Regions from separate parts of the Homo sapiens genome. Here region 1 is linked to region 2. A link is a loop called in an ENCODE intact Hi-C map of the cell type or tissue named here. Cell type or tissue: PC-9. All regions are shown on one strand.

The links. A loop is a pair of places that touch in the nucleus more often than their neighbours do. Peaks named below come from ENCODE experiments on the same cell type or tissue, not always from the same donor. Only the 100,000 strongest peaks of a DNase experiment are listed, where the experiment ranks them.
Region 1: a loop joins it to region 2, with 8 times the contacts of the local background. A loop is called at or near these places in 6 of 110 quality-filtered maps.

Annotation. Positions count from the first base shown.
Region 1 is chr5:170,808,089-170,812,088 of GRCh38, reverse strand. GABRP (gamma-aminobutyric acid type A receptor subunit pi) reads right to left here. Exons shown (of 10, transcript NM_014211.3): 8 at 3,337-3,489; 9 at 2,334-2,521; 10 at 1-133. Among named protein-coding and RNA genes, the nearest start is that of GABRP, 26 kb to the right of the region's middle. In PC-9, a CTCF peak has its summit at 2,351 (motif pointing left); a DNase peak (open chromatin) is centred at 2,348.
Region 2 is chr5:171,205,049-171,209,048 of GRCh38, reverse strand. RANBP17 (RAN binding protein 17) reads right to left here. Exons shown (of 28, transcript NM_022897.5): 20 at 3,437-3,525. Among named protein-coding and RNA genes, the nearest start is that of TLX3, 100 kb to the left of the region's middle. In PC-9, CTCF peaks have their summits at 1,384 and 1,586 (motif pointing left); no DNase peak of the experiment used is centred here.

The sequences.
Region 1 (4,000 bases), 400 kb after region 2:
TTGTCAAGTCACTGTAGTCAACGTTGTCGCTGGAAATTTCAATGCTGGCAAAGCTGATCTTCCGTTTAAAGCTGGAGATGGAGCTGTTGATGATATTAGTAATACTGACTTCTTCTACTTCCTTTGTTGTCCCCTAGTTCATAGACAATGCAGTTAGCTTAAAAGACTTGACTCAGCAAAATAAATAAGTAGGTAATGAGCTAATAAAAAGTTTAGAGGCCTAAGTGTTGAATAATTAGGCTTAATAGAGAGTGGCATTGAGTGCTTCAGAAATTGGCCAATAAGCCAGGCTTGGGCTCCTGTTGCCCTGTTTGGAGACACCTATTTGTAGGTCACCAGCATATATAACAGGAGGAGTAAACATGGCCTACTGTGGATATCCTGAGCAGTGTGCCAGATGCGAAATGCTCAGGCTTTGAAGTTAGTGGACCTGGGTTCAAATTCCATTCGGCCTCTCACTATTGTGAAACTTTAGTCACCTCAATCCCTCCAAGACTTTATTTCCTCGCCTGCCAAATGGTGATTGGTATTGCCATCTTGAGACTGATGGGAAGATTAAATGGTAAAAAATGGAAAGCATCTGGTAGGTGTTTGATGACTTCAATTCTGTTCCAGGGAGAAAGGAGTAACTGATTACGAGAGATAATAGAAATCAGCTGTGTCTTAAAGGCTTTGCCACCAAAGCAGAAATAGTGATGCTCCCTGCCATTGCAAGGAGTTGCCATTCTCCAACATGGCTGGGGTCAACTCCCAGGAATGTGGGAGTGTAGTGAAGTCAGAGAGAGTGTGGTTTGGTTCCTTGACCAGGCCGCTTGCTAGGTGTGGGGTCTTATGGGAGTTACCATATCACTGTACAGGACAATGAAATGAGTACCATTATTATCCCAATTTTACCCTTGAGAAATGTGCCACATCAATTAGTGGCACATTTCTCAAGAGTAAAATTGGGATAATAATGGTACTCATTTCATTGTGTTGTTGGATGAACTAAAGGAGATGTTGACGGATGTTTAGGACACAGTGAGTACTCCATAGTGCAGTGATTATCATATACACAGCAGAATAAGAGCTTTCTGGTGTCTTTAGAGGAGGCTGTCAGTATTTCACCAATGTCCATTTTGCCAATCTAGTAAATCCAGATTCTTGGGCGGGGGGATGAGGAGGTAACTCAACTTCCTTCCTCCCTCATAAGGAAGCCTAAGGGAGCAAAATAAATAAAAGCCATGTTCCTCTTTGGCTGGCACACGTGGTCATTTGCCTTTGGTGCTTGGATGACATGACTATGAAACATTACTCACTGTAGCCAAACCCAAGGGAAAAAGCAACTGGATCTTTGGGTCATTTTGATTCCTCATTCTACACTATTAGATCCTCCGTGGTCCTAGCACTTTGCTCAAGGTGGGCACCTCTTCTGAACTGGATCCCTATCATTTTCTTGCTTCTTAGCATGAACTTTAGAATGCCATTATCTATCAAATTTGGCTTCCAAATAACACTAGGGGTCCATGAACCTGTAAAGGGTGATAGTTAAGAGCATGGTCTAATGCTCTCTGCAAGTGGGAATAGCGGATAAGTGTCAGGCTTTGGAACCAAGTAGGTTTAGGTTGGAATCCCAGCTCTACCTCTTAGTATCTATATCCCCTGCGGTAAGTCTCTTTCCCTTCTTGTTATCAGATTTCATAAATTTAAAAAAGGAGACAACCTTATTGGGTTGTTATGAGCATTTAAAATAATATAGTATTTGCAAAAGGCTTGTTACTGTGTCTGGCACATGTAAATGCTTGATAAATAATGACTATTATTATTATTTAGAGAGCTGGACTATAGTGTTCCATTGCTAAACCAAATAATGACAGTTTTTCTCAATTAGCAGAAAAATATGCTCACCAAGAAATTTGTCACAATCTAATATTTCCATACATTTTTCAGTAAAGCATTACTTGTATAATTTAAGGACAAAATAATGCAACAAAAGAATTAAATAGTAAATATATATTAATATAAAACTTGCAAGCAGCTGATCATGTTTTTTTCATATTGGATTCTTCATGGATGCTTGCTCCTGTGGTTGTGATTTTATGCTGCATACAGATAACATATTTTCTGCTGGAAAATTAAACATATTAATATCTCATTGTATTTGGTGAAAAGAATGGTCTTTTTCAAGGGGCACCATGACTTCCAGCTGCTCCCACCTGAACAAGGATAAGACTCACTGGAGCACAGGGAATCACTGCGGGTGGGGTGGGGATAGAAGCCAGGTCCAGCCCATGTCTACAGATCAGCACACGGCACCAGTGATGGATCATACACAGGGCCCTCAAGACTCTTACCCTATCTTTGGCTGCCATCTGCTGTAAGGAACTGTAGTGAGCAACTGCATATTCTAGCAAGGCCCCAAACACAAAGCTAAAGCAGATCCCCAGGTACACATCGATGGCCTTGATGAAGCAGTTGGTGTTGGGAAGAGAAGTGCGGGACCCGATCATCAGTGTGGTCATTGATAACACGGTCGTCACTCCTGGGAAAACAGGCAGGGGATGTTCCTACAAAGTGACTGGTTAGTCCTCCACCATAGCCTGGCAGAGTGTCCCCATTTGAGAATTGGCAGGGTGAGGGCAAGACCCAGAAATGGAATGCATCTCATTTTGAAAAGTCTGCGACCTTCTAGAATAGGGTTGATTTGTCCATTTTGTACAGATATGAGGGATGTGTTTTTTTTTAATGTTTCACGTTCTGTCTTCTCCTGGGAGGGGGTGATAAATATGCAAAAGAACTGACAATAGACCATCTAAGCACAATGATCCCTTACTTGTCACTGTAAAACTTAAGTTTAAAAATGCACCACTCCTGGCAGGGCATAGTGGCTCACACCTGTAATCCCAGCACTTTGGGAGGCCAAGGTGGGCAGATCACTTGAGGTCAGGAGTTCAGGACCAGCCTGGGCAACGTGGTGAAACCCCATCTCTACTAAAAATACAAAAATAAGTTGGGCATCATGGCACATGCCTGTAGTCCCAGCTACCTGGGATGATAAGGCAGGAGAGTCACTTGAACCTGGAAGGCAGAGGTTGCAGTGAGCCGAGATCACGCCAGTCCACTCCAACCTGGGCAACAAGAGTGAAATTCTGTCTCCAAAAAAAAAACAACAACAAAAAACCCAGAATCCTAAAGTAGTCTCTTTCTGTCTCTCTCTTTCTTTCTCTGTAAAAGAATCTCCCAAGAAAACAACTCTTGGAACTGCCTTAGGAATATCAATGAAGACAATGGTAAAAGGAAAAAAAGTAAGTAACCTGATAAGCCAGTTCTTAGAAATCTCCTGTTGGAGCTGCTTACCAATGCAGGTTCTTGCAGGGACTGAATCGAGAGAGATCCAAAATGAAACCCAGGACAACACCACCAGGAAAGTGGAAGGAACGTAGGTTTCCAAAATGAAATACAGAACATTCCTCCGAAGCTCAAACTGTAAGACCAATCTAGTGTAATTTCCTGAAAGGGTAAACAACAGATAGGAAATTGTGTCTGTTCGTGTAGCAAGTGGTTTCTCTATGGGATGCTTAACTATATGTACATTAAGCCCTCTGTCATTGATCTAAATCTGGTTATGTATGAACTGTCATTATGATTTCCACAGGAGACACTGCTGTTGCATTGAATGGGATTTATAGGGGCGCTGTCCTGCCTTATGTCCAACCTGGGCTTTTCTGAATCACAGTATTCCTACAGCAGTGCAATCAATACTGGTTTTCTTGACGTCTGCCTCACTAGACAGTGAGTTCCTTGGGGGCAAACACTGAATCTTTCAGTTCTGCACTCACAAAGTAGTTGTTCAATAAATACCTGTTTAATGAAGATTACCTGTGACCATCTGTTTCTCAAGGAATACTATGGAATAGACCTAATGGACCTATTAAATATAAGTGAATTTTTGATGATTTCAGAGGCACCCCAGATTTTATACTACTTCAGGGCCATCCTTAGGGAATCTAGCAGTGTATTC
Region 2 (4,000 bases):
TGATTATAGTAATTTATGTAAATAAGAAACTGACTTTGTTTGGGGTAGTATCTATACTCCTCATGAACCTAGCACAGCCCTTAGCCCACTTTGCTGAATAAGTGAGCAAATGGGATTCCTTTGTCTCATTATGTATCAGGGAACAGAACTAACAACAGCTGTAGAGTATTTACTTTATGTCAGCCACTGTACTGGGCCCTTTACATAATCACAGAATCATGACACTTCTTACAACATACCTGTGAGATAGGTTTTATTAGTCTTGTTTTATGGAAAGCGAAATTGTGATTCTGGGATATTAAGTAGCTTACTCAAGACCCACAGTTTAAGTGGTGAATCCAGGACTGGAATCTAGGACTGTCCTATTCCAAAGTTTGTGCTCCTCTATGTATCTTGTTATCTTGCCTTGCCACTGTATAACAGCACTGACTTCCTGATTAAAAATCAGTGAGTTCAATGATCAGATTTTAACAGTTAAAAGACTGCATATGAGGAAATAATGTCATACAAATTCTTAATTTTTTTCCCAACTTCCCTCTGGATTTTTGATACTTCAGTTTAAGTATGATCTAGGAAAATTTTAAACAAGGAGATCAGATGCACTGCAAGCTAAGGTGTTTTCTTATTGTTGCATTCCCATCATAGGGGCAAAGAAGTATGTCAATGATCTTCCTTCAATTCTCCAGCCCTGGAAACCATTTATCAAGATGGTTGCTGTGTAGTTTCAGGCAATTTAGTTTTGGAAGGACAGAGTGAAAAGCAATGTAGTTTGTGTGGCAGTTAATGCAGTCAGTGTTTATAGAAATGTTTTTGAATTAAATAGCTAACCACTAAAATAGCATTTTATCAAATAATCGCCATAAATAAAATGCATTTTGACTTTAAGATGACATGTGCTCTTACAGGATGTTTCTTCTGCATGCTAAGGATTGTATAACAAATTAAAGAACACACATTTATGTGGATAAAAGGCAAATAAACTTTCCCCAGCAGTAATGTGGAAATCATCACTGACGGTTTGACATATCAATATTTCAGGAAAAATAAATGACTTTCATATCCATGGCATTTTTTTATCATACTTATTCATTTTTGCATTACTTGAATACTTTGAAAAGAATCTGTACTTTATCACCTGAAACTGCTTAAAGTATTTCAAAATATTTTAATAAAGCTTTTTGAATTATCAAATAATATAACTTTTAAACAAATTTTACTATTATTATAAATATTTGCTCTTCATCCCTCGCCCAAAGGAAAACTATAAATCTTGTCTCAACTGAATGAACACCATTTATCATATTCATTTTGTTGTCAATACAATTATGAAAAGCCCTTGGCCTTTTCCCAAGGAAGCTGATTTGCTACTGAAACTCAATTATTATAAGCAACGCCAGTACCAAACCACCCCATTTGGCAATCTAACACAGCTTCTGGCATAACTGACACTTCTCTCCGCCCCTGACCCTGATAACTTCAACATCTATGGTCAAATGGAGGAGACAAAGGTTTCTAGTTCACAAGAAAACATTAAGTCCCAAGATTTTCCGTTTGCTATTTTCTGCCATCTGCTGGACAAAAGTTTCATTTCAGAAAGGTTCCCCCGCTACCCCCAAAGGAGCTAAATAAGGAAATGGAAAACAATACAGTATCTTCTCTAAATTTTGGGCAGTATCAATTACGGCAGATAGTTCTTCTTTGACACTGAGGGGAAGGTTTCTGACCTTGACTCTTGGTTGAAACTGTTGAAGAGAAAAACATGAAATGTTAATCACTAGATAGCCTAGAGTTGTAGACTGGTTTCAAGATCACCATCGATATTACAGTGCCCAAAGTAGACTTTTATTATTTTTCAAATAATGAAAATTTTGATTTTGAGAGTTGCTCTTTATGTTTAGAGAAATAAAAGAGTCAAGCTGGGTGCAGTGGAGCACACCTGTAGCACCACAGTCCCAGCTAGTCAGGAGGCTGAGGTGGGAGGATCGCTTGAGCCCAGGAGTTTGAGTCCAGCCTGAGCAACATACAAGACCCCGTATCTTAAAAATTAAAAAAAAGGCAGAAATAAAAGGGTCATATATAATTCCAGTTTAACTGTCACTGTTAAGAGAATTTTAAGACTTTCCATGTTGAAATTTCATAATCTCTGTACATATTATATGTAGATAAAAACCATGTGCATGATTACTCAATGACATAAAAATTTTATCTGTAACCCTTCTCTGGGTACATAAATCTGATGAAGTATATTTTAATAATAATTAAAGATATGTCAGTATCAAATTAATGTTTAAAAATTTTTATAATATGTAGAGTTCTCCCTAAAACATGCCTAGATCCCCTATTAGTTATATTTTTGGCCATAACTGTGGCATAGTAGTTGACAGTTACCTTTAAGAAGTTTCTATTGCAATTTAATTTACAGGAAACTTTGGATAAGGAGGGTTTAAAAAAAGTAACTGAGAAATAGTTTAGATTAAAAAGTAAATTAGCTTTCAGATTATATAATTTTTTTCACATGCTCTGATGGTTTCATGCATAAAAGACATGAAAGCATTATATAACACTTAGATGACTTGCATACAATATCACTTCCTGCTGGGATCAAACATAAGTCATACAACACTATTAGAACAATATTAACGACCATTTACAACTACCAAAAATGTGCCAGACATTATACAGAGTACACTTTACCTATTTTAATGGTTACAATATACCATGATACTGAATTGTATCTGTTTTCAAATGAGAAAACCAAGACTCAGACAGGTGAAATGACTTGCCAAGGTTCACAACACAGTAAATGAAGAGCTGGGATTTTAAGCCGGGTCTGTCTATCACCAAAGTCTATGCTCTTTTAACTCTTACATGATAAGGCATTTCTGTGGGGGGTTTTTTTTTTTTTTCCTGTCTGTACTAACCCTTGGCAAAGGTCAATTCAAATTTTACACCAAATGACAAACCTTGACTTATTTATTTTTCCCTTTCCATGTCCATTCATTATCTTCATGATAATGAAAAACTGTGGCATGATGGGTTAGGCCTTGAAGAGATAAAATGATCTTCCCAGCCTTGCTAATTGAGATGGAGATTCAAATCTCCCCTCAAAAATGTCAAATGGTAGGATTCATTGATCCCTAAAGATGTTAGCCAGATTATCCCTTCAACTCCAACATAAACAATCATTTGGGGGAAGTCATTTTTAAGTTATCAATATTTAACGGCACCAAAAAAGTGACTTCTCTGAGCTGGGTCTCCAAATACTGTGCTCAGTTATCTGCTCTGCTGCCACTGTGCTGTAATTTTTAGCTGATTACACATTAGTTCATTTAGCTTTGTTTCCTCTTCCCTACTGTGCCATACTATTAAACGAAAGCGAGGGGCCTGGCATCCCTCTGTGCACAGAGCTGGTATTGTCACAGTGTAATAAGGATACATCCAGTCAAACAGCATGGTGTAGCTGGTCTTTGTGTTCAGTGCAAAGGCAATCCCTCGAAGATCTCTTGCCAGCCCGATCAACATACGCTGTCAGTGGGAAAGAGACACAGTAATTGATTTTCACGTTAGCGCAGAGCAGATGGAGTAATAATCAGGCAATAATGACCACATATCTGATTTTGATTCATTAGCTAAAATGTCTCGTTCAGACCTCTTTCTACAGAAAAGCACAGACTCTTTAAACAGACCATCAAATCTGCTGATCAACTCCACTTTACTTCTTATAAATTTAGCTAAGTCATAATTCCAGTAGTGTAGCTAAGCATTTAGAGTCTTAATATACTTTGTTTCTGAATAATGCCAAATCTGAAAAAAAAGATGAGGATTGATAATTACACAAAACAGATATGTACAGGGTCTAGACATTATTTAATAACAGCAAATCTTGAACATCGGCTTGCATGCAAGCGGCCCCACAACATAATTTAGAGTCTATCCTAGAAAGGCACTGGCATTTAAAAATTCCTAATGAATATCCTTAATAACTTCAGGACAAAATAAA